Regions from separate parts of the Homo sapiens genome. Here region 1 is linked to region 2. A link is an interaction called in ENCODE POLR2A ChIA-PET data of the cell type or tissue named here. Cell type or tissue: MCF 10A. All regions are shown on one strand. Each heading gives the region's core, and the rest is flanking DNA. Links, peaks and the distances in the headings are about the cores only. Region 1 has its middle 19 kb from the start of SNX6. Region 2 holds the start of LOC107984628 (a long non-coding RNA gene).

Region 1 (6,834 bases), core at 1,367-5,366, 51 kb before region 2:
GGCGTGAGACACTGTGCCTGGCCTTTTAAAATTGTCTGTGGAGACAGGGTCTCACTATGTTGCTTAGGCTGGTATGAAAGAACTTTAATACCTATATTTTCATATGATTTCCTTCTTTTATAACCCTAGTTTATGCACTTAATCATTTTTCTGGAATCCTGCAAAATACCTGACCAATACTCCTCAAAACTGTCAAAGTCATGAAAAAAAGGGAAGATTGAGACACTACCACAGACCAGAGGAGACAACTAAATACAATGTGGTTTCTTGGATTAGATCCCGGAACAGAAAAAGGACATTGGTGGAAAAACTAGTGGCAGTCTGGCATCTAGTTAATAATAATGTACCAATGTTAGTCTCTTACTTTCAGGAAATGTGCCACAGTATTGTAAGATGACCACTTTAGGGGAAACTGAAACTGAGTGAGGAGCATGTGGAAACTGTACTTACTATCTTTGCAACTTGTTTGTAAATCTAAAATTATTGCAAAATAAAAAGCTTATTTTTATTTTATTTATTTTATTTTTTTTGAGACAGGGTCTCACTCTGTCACCCAGGCTGGAGTGCAGTGGCACGATCTCGCCTTACTGTAACCTCCGCCTCCTGGGTTCAAGCGATTCTCCTGCCTTGGCCTCCCGAGTAGCTGGGATTACAGGTGCCTGCCACCACGTCTGGCTGATTTTTGTATTTTTAGTTGAGACGGAGTTTCACCATTTTGGTCAGGCTGGTCTCGAACTCCTGGCCTCAAGTGATCCTCCTGCCTCGGCCTGCCAAAGTGCAGGTATTACAAGCGTGAGCCACTGTGCCTGCCCTAAAAAGCCTATTTTTAAACAAGCATTATTCTGAGAAGGGATTCAGGCATCTACAGCACAAAAGGATTCAGAATGCTTGCCATAGAGCTGCAGATGCTGTTGAGTGAGGGCAGAGAGAGCACCAGGATCAAACGGACAGTCTTGCGGGCCAAAGCCTGGCAGCAGGAACATCACTTCTGCCCAGATAGGTCCTGTGGCCCATCCTGAGGCAGTGGGTGTGGGAACTGTAACCCCTGATCTGGGCAGCAATAACCCTGAACTCTGGAAGGGGCACATGCCTCAGCTAGCCACCTGCCACCTGCCACATGAGTTCAAGGAGATCCTTTCTATCGATCATGGCTTAAACAGATGACAAATTAAGCTGATTCAAGGACGTTCACTTACAAAGAAAAGAAGTTCAAAGTTGAAGGTAGGGATAATGCAGGAAATCAGGGTCAGCAGAAATCCCAAATAATTTAAATCTCCTTAAGGGCAGGAATAACTCCACCATAGCAGTAGTATAGTAAGAAGTCCTTAATGGACCCCCAACACCCCCAACAATAGTTTTTTTTTTTTTTTTTTGAGACGGAGTCTTGCTCTGTCGCCCAGACTGGAGTGCAGTGGCGCGATCTCGGCTCACTGCAAGCTCGCCTCCCAGGTTCACGCCATTCTCCCGACTCAGCCTCCCAAGGAGCTGGGACTACAGGTGCCCACCACCACACCCAGCTAATTTTTTCTATTTTTTAATAGAGACGGGGCTTCACCGTGTTAGCCAGGATGGCCTCGATCTCCTGACCTCGTGATCCGCCCGCCTCGGCCTCCCAAAATGCTGGGATTATAGGTGTGAGCCACCACGCCCAGCCTACCCCAACAATAGTTTTAATTGAATTGCAGTAAAATGGAATTGGCCAGTCACAGTGGCTCATGCCTATAATTCCAGCACTTTGGGAGACTGAAGTGGGTAGATTGCTAGAGCCCAGGAGTTTGAGATCAGTCTGAGCAACATGGTGAGACCCTTCCTCTACAAAAAATACAAAGAATTAGATGGGGCTTGCACGCACCTGTGGTCCCAGCTACTCAGGAGGCTGAGAGGGTGGGAGAATCGCTTGAGCCCGGGAGGCAGAGGTTGTAGTGAGCTGAGATCACCCCATTGCACTCCAACCTGAGGAACAGAGCAAGACCCTATCTCAAAAACAACAACAACAACAACAAAAGAAGTAAAAAGCTGGGGGATATAAAGCAAAACTGACCTTGAGCAGAAAAGTTAAAGAATGACTTTTTCAAGTGCAGACTTAAGGCCGGGCGCGGTGGCTCACGCCTGTAATCCCAGCACTTTGGGAGGCCGAGGCGGGCGGATCACGAGGTCAGGAAATCGAGACCATCCTGGCTAACACGGTGAAACCCTGTCTCTATTACAAATACAAAAAATGAGCGTGGCACGGTGGCGGGCGCCTGTAGTCCCAGCTAGTCGGGAGCCTGAGGCAGGAGAATGGTGTGAACCCGGGAGGTGGAGCTTGCAGTGAGCCGAGATCGCGCCACTGCACTCCGGCCTGGGCGAAAGAGCGAGACTCTGTCTCAAAAAAAAAAAAAAAAAAAAGTGCAGACTTAAGTCAGACAAACTGCATTTGAGTTCTGGATTTGCCACTTGTTACTGAAACAGGACTTGTATTTGTAAATATTAAAACAATGAATCTAAATACTTCCTTAAATTTTGTTTGCTAGCTTCCCATCTCTGGACTGAAAGCCTAGAGATTTATTGCCCCATGACAAGAGAGAGCAGTCACCCGCCCTTTTTTGAAGGACATTTGGGTCTTCTAGTTAGAATATCAAGTGCCTAAATGGCCGGGCGCGGTGGCTCATGCCTGTAATCCCAGGACTTTGGGAGGCCGAGGTGGGCGGATCGCGAGGTCAGGAGATCAAGACCATCCTGGCTAACACGGTGAAACCCTGTTTCTACTTAAAAAAAAAAAAAAAAAAAAAATTAGCCGCGCGTTGTGGCGGGCGCCTGTAGTCCCACCTAGCTACTCCGGAGGCTGAGGCAGAAGAATGGCGTGAACCCGGGAGGCAGAGCTTGCAGTGAGCCAAGATTGCGCCACTGCACTCCAGCCTGGGCGACAGAGCAAGATTCCATCTCAAAAGAAAAAAAAAAGAATATCAAGCTTCTGACTATGTAAACAAGATATTCCTGCCTGCTCGTAAGACTTTTCCATAGTCTAGAGCGGAGGAGGAGACAAAGTTAGGTGGGGAGAAAAAGGAAAAGTGGGAGAGATAGGAGGAGGGAATGACAGACGCAAGGATCTTGATTTCTTTAGGTTTGGAGGGAATTGGGGCATCAGAGGCTTTGAAGCAACTGCTGATGGTAAGGGGAGGTTCTTGCCCTGTTTCCCATTTTAGGACGCAGAGATGACTTGACAGGAGGGCTGCCCCTTTTCTAATCTGGCAGTTCAGCCCAGTCAGGGCTGATCTTGAGGTAGGGGGAGATCTTGAGATTTAGCTTTCCCTGGGGTGTGACTGAGGCCCAGAAGTTTCCCAACCCTCAGCCCTTCCTCAAAATTAGAAGATAGCCGAGTTGGATGCCAGAAGGTCTTCCATATGTAAAGTTCCCAGCCAATATTAGTATTGAGTATTCAGCTATGTAGAGATTTTCTGAGGACTGAGACAAAACTTTGAAAAGGTCTTTTCTCATCTCCATGCCTAGAGATCTTAGAATAGATCACAATTCCTGGCCCTCTTCCTGTCTCCTCCTCTCCCCAATTCCCACCAGCTCCCTTCACCAGCTTCATCTGGGATGATTTCAGTCTAGGGCTTCTCAGAAGCAGAGAGTTCAACCAAATGACCTCTTGAGGTTTCTTTCTACTTCTACTTTATGACTCAGAGAATGTATTGAATTACTTACTCTTTTATATTCTACAGCCACATTTTTCAGTCACTTCTCTGACCTTGCTATCTACACAATTTCCTTGTTTTGCAGTTTCTAAAAAGGAAAGTCAGATAGAACATGTGTATTCTCATTTTAAAAGCATACTGACAGCATGCGATAAATTCTAAATTATTAAAAATATCTCGGCTGGGCAAGGTGGCTCACGCCTGTAATCCCAGCACTTTGGGAGGCCGAGGTAGGTGGACCACTTGAAGCCAGGAGTTCGAGACCAGCCTGGCCAACATGGTAAAACCCTGTCTCTACTAAAAATACAAAAATTAGCTGGGTGTGGTGGCACATGCCTGTAATCCCAGCTACCTGGGAGACTGAAGCAGGAGAATCACTTGAAATCTGGTAGGTAGAGGTTGCAGTGAGCCAAGATTGTGCCACTGCACTCCAGCCTGGGCAACAGAGTGAGACTCTATCTCAAAAAAAAAACAAAAAAAACCTCTTTCCCCCTCTTGCATTTAATTGAATGGTATAAACGTGGTGTGGAAGGCTTTCAGAAATTCCAGTGAAAACCACCATCACCTGCCACAGAACTCATTAAAAGGCTGAGACTGCAGTAGTTATAAAGGTCTGGTGCGAGACAGGAGTGTGGTGTTCTTGAGAAGCTGAAAGATGGTCAGTCTGGCTGGTGGGATCTGTCAGGCCTCTGAGCCCAAGTTAAGCCATCATATCCCCAGTGACCTGCACTTATACATCCACATGGCCTGAAGCAACTGAAGATCCACAAAAGAGGTGAAAATAGCCTTAACTGATGACATTCCACCATTGTGATTTGTTTCTGCCCCACCTTAAATGATCAATGTACTTTGTAATCTCCCCCACCCTTAAGAAGATTCTTTGTAATTCTCCCCACCCTTGAGAATGTACTTTGTGAGATTCACCCCCTGCCCGCAAAACATTGCTCCTAACTCCACCACCTATCCCAAAACCTGTAAGAACTAATGATAATCCCACCACCCTTTGCTGACTCCCTTTTCAAACTCAGCCCGCCTGCACCCAGGAGAAATAAACAGCCTTGTTGCTCACACAAAGCCTGTTGGTGGACTCTCTTCACCGGGATGCGCGTGACAGGATCCATGATCTGGAAGCCTCCATAAAGGGATGTGGGGGTGACTGGCCCCAACCTTCTTTCTTTTTTTTTCCTGGCCACGTAGAGAGACTATATTCCCTGGCTCCCATACAGATAGGAGTAGCTGTGTGACTAAGTTCAATGGAACATGATTGAAAATGATGTGTGCACATCCGTAACAACTTAGCATAACCTTAGTTGCTTAACACAACATAAATTTATTCTCTTACTTCTGGAGGCCGGAAGTCTGAAATGAGCTTCACAGGGCTCAAGTCAGAGTGTTGTTGGCAGGGCTGCTTCCTTCTGAAGCTCTAGTGGGGAATTCTTGCTTTTTCTGGCCTCTGGAGGCCTTCTGCATTCCTTGGCTTGTGACTCATTCCTTGCATCACTCCAGTGTTTTCAATCTTCATATCTCCTTACTTCTTTATCCTTGACTTTCTTGCCTCGCTCTTATAAGGTCATTATATTTAGGGCTCATCCAGATAATCCAGGATAATCTCCCCATTTTAAGTCCCTTAATTTAATCACAGCTACAAAGTATCTTTTGCAATAAAGATAACAATCACAGATTCCAGAGATTAAGATGTGGACATCTTTAGAGGCCATTATTCTGCTGACCACAGTGATCCTAGACACTCCATCTCTCCATATCTGCCAGCTGAATGCAGAGAATGAGGAAGCCAAAGAGATAGGGGAAGCCAAAGAGTAGAAGGAGCCTGTGTTGCTGAATGACCAGGTAGAGCAGAGCTCCCTTGCTGAGTACACTGGACTGTGAAATGAAGGAGAAAAAAAAATTATTGTGTTAAGCCACTGTGGTCTTTTAAAGACACACCTCACCAAGCTCAGCCTCCAACTTAAAAATGACTGGACAGTACTTTTACCTATTGCCCTTCTCAGAATTAGAGCCTGTCCTTGAGATGCTACAGTGTACAGTCCATTTAGACTTTTATATGGATGCATTTTTTTTTTTTTTTTTTTTGAGACCGAGTCTCGCTCTGTCACCCAGGCTGGAGTGCAGTGGCATGATCTCGGCTCACTGCAACCTCTGCCTCCCAGGTTCACGCCATTCTCCTGCCTCAGCCTCCTAAGAAGCTGGGACTACAGGCGCCCGCCACCATGCCTGGCTAATTTTTTGTATTTTTAGTAGAGACGGGGTTTCACTGTGTTAGCCAGGATGGTCTCGATCTCCTGACCTCATGATCCGCCCACCTTGGCCTCCCAAAGTGCTGGGATTACAGGCGTGAGCCACCACGCCTGGCCTGGATGCACTTTCTTACTCGGCCCCAGCCTCGTCCCAGACACCGGCCCTCTAGGCGGCTATCTTCCAGTCCTCCAGTAAGCTAGACAGGAAATTCACCAGGCTGCTAATCTTCTCTTGCCTATTCCAAATTCCTAGCCATAAGAAGACACCCTAGCTGGACGATCAGTTCTTGTTAAGAGTCTGACCCCTCAAACCCTACAACCTCAATGGACTAGACCCTACTTAGTCATCTATAGTACTCCAACCGCCGTCTGCCTGCAGGACCCTCCCCATTGGGTTCACTGTTCCAGGATAAAGCTGTGTCCCTCGGACAGCCAGCCTGATATCTCCTCTTCCTCCTGGAAGTCACAAGTATTCTCCCCTACTTCCCTTAAACTCATTTGCATTTCTGAAGAACAGTAATAACCCTTATGAGCCTAATACATCCCTTCATTCTATTAGGTCTATCCATCCTTACCCTACTCTTTGCAACAGGACTTTATGCAGTCACCCCCACTACTTGGACTGTGCCCCAAAACTTGTCATCCCTACTATATTCTGTCTAGTCATACTCCTATTCACCATTCTCAACTACTCATAAATGACCTGCTCTTGTTTACACTGCCGGTTTACATTGTTTCTCCAAGACATCATAGCTGATATCTCCTGGTGCTATCCCCAAACTGCCACTCTTGACTCCCTCTTGGAGTGGATAGATGATCTATGGTGGCAGGGCACCCCCCAGTACTTCCACCCTGATGAAGTTCTATTCTTTACTTTTGTACTCACTCTTATTCTCATTCCC
Region 2 (6,834 bases), core at 1,437-5,436:
AAAGGTTAGGAAGGCCTGTAGAAACTCATGCCTCCATGACAATACCCATGTGGAACACAGAGCTCCCAGTTGGTTTTTACTTTGGCCCTAGGCCTTCTCCCAAATGATTTAATGGAAGTGGTGATAAAAAGGCCCTTTTTGTTCTTGATATTAAGGAGATTCTTAGTGAAGAAAGCCTGTTGGAACATTTCAAATAACAATTCTAGGCTGGGCTCAGTGGCTCATGCCTGTAATGCCAGCTCTTTGGGAGGCCAAGGTGGGTGGATCACTTGAGGCCAGGAGTTCAAGACCAGCCTGGCCAACATGGCAAAACTCTGTCTCTACTAAAAATACAAAAATCAGCTGGGCGTGGTGGTGCACGCCTGTGGTCCCAGCTACTTGGGACGGTGAGGCATGAGAATCGCTTGAACCTGGGGGACAGAGTTTGCAATGAACCAAGATGTAGCCACTGCACTCCAGCCTGGGGGACAGAGTGAGACTCTGTCTCAATAAATAAATAAGTAAATAAATAAATACTCGATATTTGAAGAGAAATGCCATTTATTTCCTCTAAGTGCTGTTTAACACTCACTTCTAGGCTGGGTGCGGTGGCTCATGCCTATAATCCCAGCACTTTGGGAGGCTGAGGTAGGAGGATTGCTTGAGCCCAGGAGTTCAAGACCAGCCTGGGCAACAAAGTGAGACCCCATCTCTAAAAAAATAAAATATAAAATTAGCCAGGCATAGTGGTGGACTTATAGTCCTAGCTACTCAGGAGGCTGAGGTGGGAGGATCACTTGATCCCAGTTTTAGGTTGCAGTGAGCTGTGATGGCACAACTACACTCTGGCCTGAGTGACAGAGCAAGACCCTGTTTCAAAAAATAAATAAATAATAAAATAAAACTCACTTCTAGAAAATCTTTTCTCTTTTGGATCCGTTTTTTTTCTTGCATTCCGTTACTGCTTATTCAATTGCTTATCACTGTATACTTATTAGTTTACAGGTCTATTTTGTCTCTGCAACTGGATTATAAAAGTGCCCTTGAGAAGTTTATTTCTCAGGATGACCAGGACAGTGTTCTACAAATAGACACTCAATAAATGGTTCCTGATGAGTGCAAGGCCTCTCAGAAAAGTGAACTTATTTATCATAAAAGCAAGATGAAAAAACAATATGGTTAATTACAAGGAGGTAAAAAAGAGGAATCTTTGATTCTGGATGGTACTTGCGAAAGGAATTGTGTATTTATAAACATTGTGTTGTAAACATTGTGTTTATAAATAGCTTGTATTTACTAGTGAGGATTAAAAATCATCTTTAATAGAACGTGATCTTTTAAATGACCTGAAAATTCCATTTTCTATCACCAGCGAAGAGTAGGCCAGGTTTTCTCTAACGAGCAGATTGTGTGATAAAAGAACATTGCTAAATTAATTTCTTTCTAAAATATTTGATACAGGGGCTGGGTGTGGCGGCTTGTGCCTGTAATCTCAGCACTTTGGGAGGCCAAGGCAGGTGGATTACTTGAGGTCAGAGTTCGAGACCAGCCTGGTCAATATGGTGAAACCCCGTCTCTACTAAAAATACAAAAATTAGCTGGGCATCATGGTGGATGCCTGTAATCTCACCTACTTGGAAGGCTGAGGGAGGAGAATCACTTGCATCTGGGAGATGGAGGTCGCAGTGAGCCAAGAGCAGGACACTGCACTCCAGCCTGGGTGACAGAGCAAGACTCCGTCTCAAAAAAAAAAAAAAAAAAATCAAGTTTCTGAAAATTCCACCAGATGGGGAAATGCTGACAATATGCTAGTTAAATTTAGTATTCATCTCAATGTAGAATCTGTATTAATCTCCATGATATTAAAAATGCATAAAAAAATTTGATAGAGGAATTTGGCCATGGCTTATATGTGGACAGACAAGTTTTACAGTAAAAGCAAAAGCATAGAATAACAGAAAATATAACCATGACTTTTTAAACTATAGGATATTCCATTTCAAAGATGCTATAGTTATGGTAGTTTTAAAAATTTCTTATCTATTGAAACCATTGTTACATGTTGCTGCAAAGCGGCTTACAAATCTAAATTCAGATACGACACATGATTTTCCTAGTCAATGATTTATTTCATGCTATCAAAATGTTATCTTCATTAAAAATGTTTTTAATGCCGGGCATGGTGGCTCACGCCTGTAATCCCAGCACTTTGGGAGGCCGAGGCGGGTGGATCATGAGGTCAGGAGATCGAGACCATCTTGGCTAACACGGTGAAACCCCGTCTCTACTAAAAATACAAAAAATTAGCCGGGTGCGGTGGCGGGCGCCTGTAATCCCAGCTACTCAGGAGGCTGAGGCAGGAGAATAGCATGAACCCGGGAGGTGGAGCTTGCAGTAAGCCGAGATAGCACCACTGCAGTCCAGCCTGGGCAAAAGAGCGAGACTCCATCTCAAAAAAAAAAAAATGTTTTTAATATATTTTTCTTTCCACATTTATAAATTTCCTGAGCCAATTCTGAAGCTTAAATGATCCTAAATGTCTACAATACTAAAAATATAGTCAATATTTTCCAAATAATTATTAAAGCTCTGCATTCTTTCATTTAATTTTGAAATTAATCAAGTCCTGTCATTTCTCCTACATACCTCTCAAATCCACCTACCCCAAATGTATTTGCCACTGCCTTGATTTAGGCATCTTAATCGCCTCCAATTTCTTTCTCCTTACACATATTCTTATCATGGTCATAAAACAATCAGGTTTGTGTTTCAGAAAGATCATACCACTCCTTTGCTTAAAACCCTGCACCAGCTCCTTAGCACAAAATTTCACATGGTATCCAATGCCCTCAATGATCTAGCTCATACCCACCTCTCCTGCACTTCTCTCATCACAGTGCCTCACGCTTGACTCAATAGCAGCTGTAATGAAACATTTGCAAGGCATCTGCGGTTTTTTTTTTTCTCTAGGACAATCCTTTCATACAGATTTCTGGTGAACTCTATCATCCTTTACAACCCAGCTCAAACATTACTTCTGGAAGGCCTTCTCCAAGCCCATTTCAACTCCAAAGTTAAGCACTCCCTCTTCTAAATCTAGTAGTAACATATGGTTGTATTTATCACATTGTATTACATCATAATTATTTGTTTATGTGCTTGCTTGCCTTCCCTATATCATGGAAAGCTTTTTGAGCCTAAGAAAGGTGCTTCGTGTTTGTTGAACTGAACTGAATTTGATCTAATGGTCTGAGCTGAGTAATTGGGAAACAGATGGGATGTTTCCAGAGTGATTCATAGTAGCCAGGATGATCATGTTTCTCCACAGCAAACATAAATCATGTTTCTTTAATCACAAGGATTACCAGACTTTGCTGGAATAGCAAACAAAATGCAAACTCTCTCTTAGTTAAATGAAGACTAAATATCCACGAGCTAATTAGTCAATGTATGATCTGCATAATTTGAGCCAAATTAGTAAATATCACTTTTTCATCAAATATAGATTGAGTGCTTCTGGCTTAGTGCAAAATGTATACATTATGTTTTATCTTACATCTTTATATGAAAGGGACAAAGTAGATTAGAGGATGGATTATTTACACTGTGCACCAGGAACTAGCAACTATTAAACTTTATCATACAAATACAAGGGGAAAAGTAGAATCCTGATATATTGGAAACTATTTATTTTGTAAAATAATTCCTTTGGGGAACAGTAAAAATCATGTCTATTATCAATTCCCAGTGTAACAAAAAACAAAAATGTCTATTATCAATTCCCAATGGCACAATAAACAGAAGAAAATTTTGTGGTTTCAGATCTTAATGGTAGATGGCACTAAGTCATGCAGCGAGCACTTAGGTAGGTGCAATGCATAATTTTCAAGATTCAAATCTGTTGTGACTAGAGCCACAACAGTTCTTTCTGGGATGAAAAATACCAAGGAATCTGCACAAACAATATTTGAGTAAAGTTTCCCTCTTACCAGCATATATTGATAACTTAAAACCAGTTTTAACTACAGGAATCTTCCTATTAGTCATAATAGCTTAACACAAGTAATTTGTAGTGTTTAAAGCTAACTCATGATTTAGCTTTCTTATTTGTTCTTTTCTATATTTTGCAGAGGTTCTCTATAAAACATGTTATTTTTGAAATAAAAATAAATACAATTTTCTGAGAGTTAGCCAGAAGAATATCATTCATATTACTTAATGATAGTAATCATATCAGTTAGCCCATTTTTAGGATGTTCTTATGAGAATATAATTTTTTTTTTTTTTTGAGATGGAGTCTCACTCTGTCACCCACGCTGGAGTGCACTGGCATGATCTCAGCTCACTGCAAGCTCCACCTCCCGGGTTCACCCCATTCTCCTGCCTCAGCCTCCTGAGTAGCTGGGACTACAGGCACCCGCCATCACGCCCAGCTAATTTTTTGTATTTTTTAGTAGATCTGTCTGCCTCGGCCTCCCAAAGTGCTGGGATTACAGGCGTGAGCCACCGCGCCCGGCCTAGGCTGTGTTTTTAACCCAAGGGTCATTTTCTTTTTTCTTTTTTTCTTTTTTTGAGACAGAGTCTCTCTCTGTCGCCCAGGCTGGAGTGCAATGGTGCAATCTCGGCTCAATGCAACCTCTGCCTCCTGGGTTCAAGCGATTCTCCCACCTCAGCCTCTTGAGTAGCTGGGATTACAGGCGTTCACCACCACGCCTGGCTAAGTTTTGTATTTTTAGTAGAGACGGGGTTTCACCATGTTGGCCAGGCTGGTCTCGAACTCCTGGCCTCAGGTGATCTGCCTGCCTTGGCCTTCCAAAGTGCTGGGATTACAGGTGTAAGACACCACGCCCGGCCCATTTTCTAGAATTCTATTTACTTATTTAATATATTGCAAAGAGGAAATCAGAAAGAAAGAAAACATCCAGCTCAGAACAGGAAGCTTTTTTGTTTGTTGTGGCAATGTTACTGAATGACACTTGCATTAATCCCAAAACATTTTTTTTCACAGCCAGAGCATGACACCTATCTAAATCAGTCACATGGTATTTCTTAAGAACTGCTATACTGTGATAAATATAATATAAAACAAAACATTTTTCTCTAGCAGGTAGATAAAAACAAAACAATGAAGTATTTAAATGCTTTCAAAATAAAAATAAACAGGATCTGCTTTGAAGTCAAAAAAATAAGGAGAGGGCCAAGCGCCGTGGCTTATGCCTGTAATCCCAGCACTTTGGGAGGCCGAGCTCAGTTGGTGGATCACTTGAGGTCAGGAGTTTGAAACCAGCCTGGCTGACATAGTGAAACCCCGTCTCTACTAAAAAATACAAAAAATTAGCTGGGCATGGTGGTGCGCGCCTGTAATCCCAGCTACTCAGGAAGGCCGAGGCAGGAGAATCACGTGAACCTGGGAGGTGGAGGTGGCAGTGAGCTGAGATCATGCGACTGCACTCCAGCAAGGCTCCATCTCAAAATAATAATAATAATAATTAATAATAATAATAATAATGAGATGGCCGGGTGTGGTGGCTCATGCCTGTAATCCCAGCACTTTGGGAGCCCCAGGTAGGTGGATTGCTTGAGGTCAGGAGTTCGAGACCAGCTTGGCCAATATGGTGAAACCCTGTCTCTACCAAAATACACAAAAATTAGGCAGGCGTGGTGGTGCGTGCCTGTAGTCCCACCTACTCGGGAGGTTGAGGTGGGAGAATTGTCTGAGCCCTTGGAAGCGAAGGTTGCAGTGAACCGAGATCACACTATTTTACTCCAGCAGCCTGGGTCACAGAGTGAGACTCCGTCTCAGAAAAAAAAAAAAAAAAAAAAAAATGCTGGGCGCGGTGGCTCATGCCTGTAATCTGAGCACTTTGGGAGGCTGAGGCGGGCAAATCATGAAGTCAGGAGTTCGAGACAAGCCTGGCCAACATGGTGAAACCCCATCTCTACTAAAAATACAAAAATTTAGCTGGGCATAGTGGTGGACACCTGTAATCCCAGCTACTCGGGAGGCTGAGGCAGAAGAATCGCTGAAACCCAGAGGGCGGAGGTTGCAGTGAGCTGAGATGGTGCCACTGTTCTCCAGCCAGGGGGACAGAGTTAGACTCCATCTCAAAAAAATAATAATAATAATAATGAGAGAAGTTTTGCAGTCAACTTCCTAATAATAAATAATTCTATTATGGCAAATATTGAAAGTAGACACATGACTCAATATATAATAGTATTTTTTAAAATTATTAATCAACAATTTTGTTTTCCTTTTAAGCCTAAAAAAAAGAAACCCAGGTACTTCTTTTGCTATTTAATTTTTTTTTTTTTAAGACAGTCTCACTCTGTTGCCCAGGGTGGAGTGCAGTGGCGCCATCAAGGCTCATGGCAACCTTCTGCCTCCCGGGTTCCAGCGATTCTTGTACCTCAGCCTCCCGAGTAGCTAGGATTACAGGTGAGCACCACTGTGCCTGGCTAATTTTTGTATTTTTAGTAGAGATGGGGTTTCGCCATGTTGGTCAGGCTGGTCTCAAACTCCTAGCCTCAAGTGATCCGCCTGCCTTGGCCTCCCAAAATGCTGGGATTACAAGCATGAGCCACTGTGCCTGGTCCCCAGGTACATTTTTAAATCTTTTTTTTTTTTTTTTTTTTTTTTTGAGACAGAGTCTTGCTCTATTGCCCAGGCTGGAGTGCAGTGGCGTGATCTCGGCTAACTGCAACGTCCGCCGCCTGGGTTCAAGAAACTCTCATGCCTAAGCCTCCTGAGTAACTGGGATTACAGGCGCGTGCCACCATACCCAGCTAATTTTTGTATTTTTAGTAGAGACGGTGTTTCACCATGTTGGCCAGGCTGGTCTTGAACTCCTGACC

What was found. Peaks named below come from ENCODE experiments on the same cell type or tissue, not always from the same donor. Only the 100,000 strongest peaks of a DNase experiment are listed, where the experiment ranks them.
Region 1: POLR2A ChIA-PET joins it to region 2 with 5 read pairs; 10 of 35 experiments call an interaction of 5 or more read pairs at or near these places.

The regions. Positions count from the first base shown.
Region 1 is chr14:34,645,940-34,652,773 of GRCh38, forward strand. No RefSeq gene overlaps it. Among named protein-coding and RNA genes, the nearest start is that of SNX6, 19 kb to the left of the region's middle. RefSeq lists an enhancer at 2,727-3,565 and a silencer at 5,905-6,123. In MCF 10A, for the core only: no CTCF peak of the experiment used is centred there; DNase peaks (open chromatin) are centred at 3,592 and 5,102.
Region 2 is chr14:34,697,072-34,703,905 of GRCh38, forward strand. LOC107984628 (a long non-coding RNA gene) reads right to left here and starts at 4,269. Exons shown (of 3, transcript XR_001750947.2): 1 at 2,852-4,269. In MCF 10A, for the core only: no CTCF peak of the experiment used is centred there; a DNase peak (open chromatin) is centred at 3,250.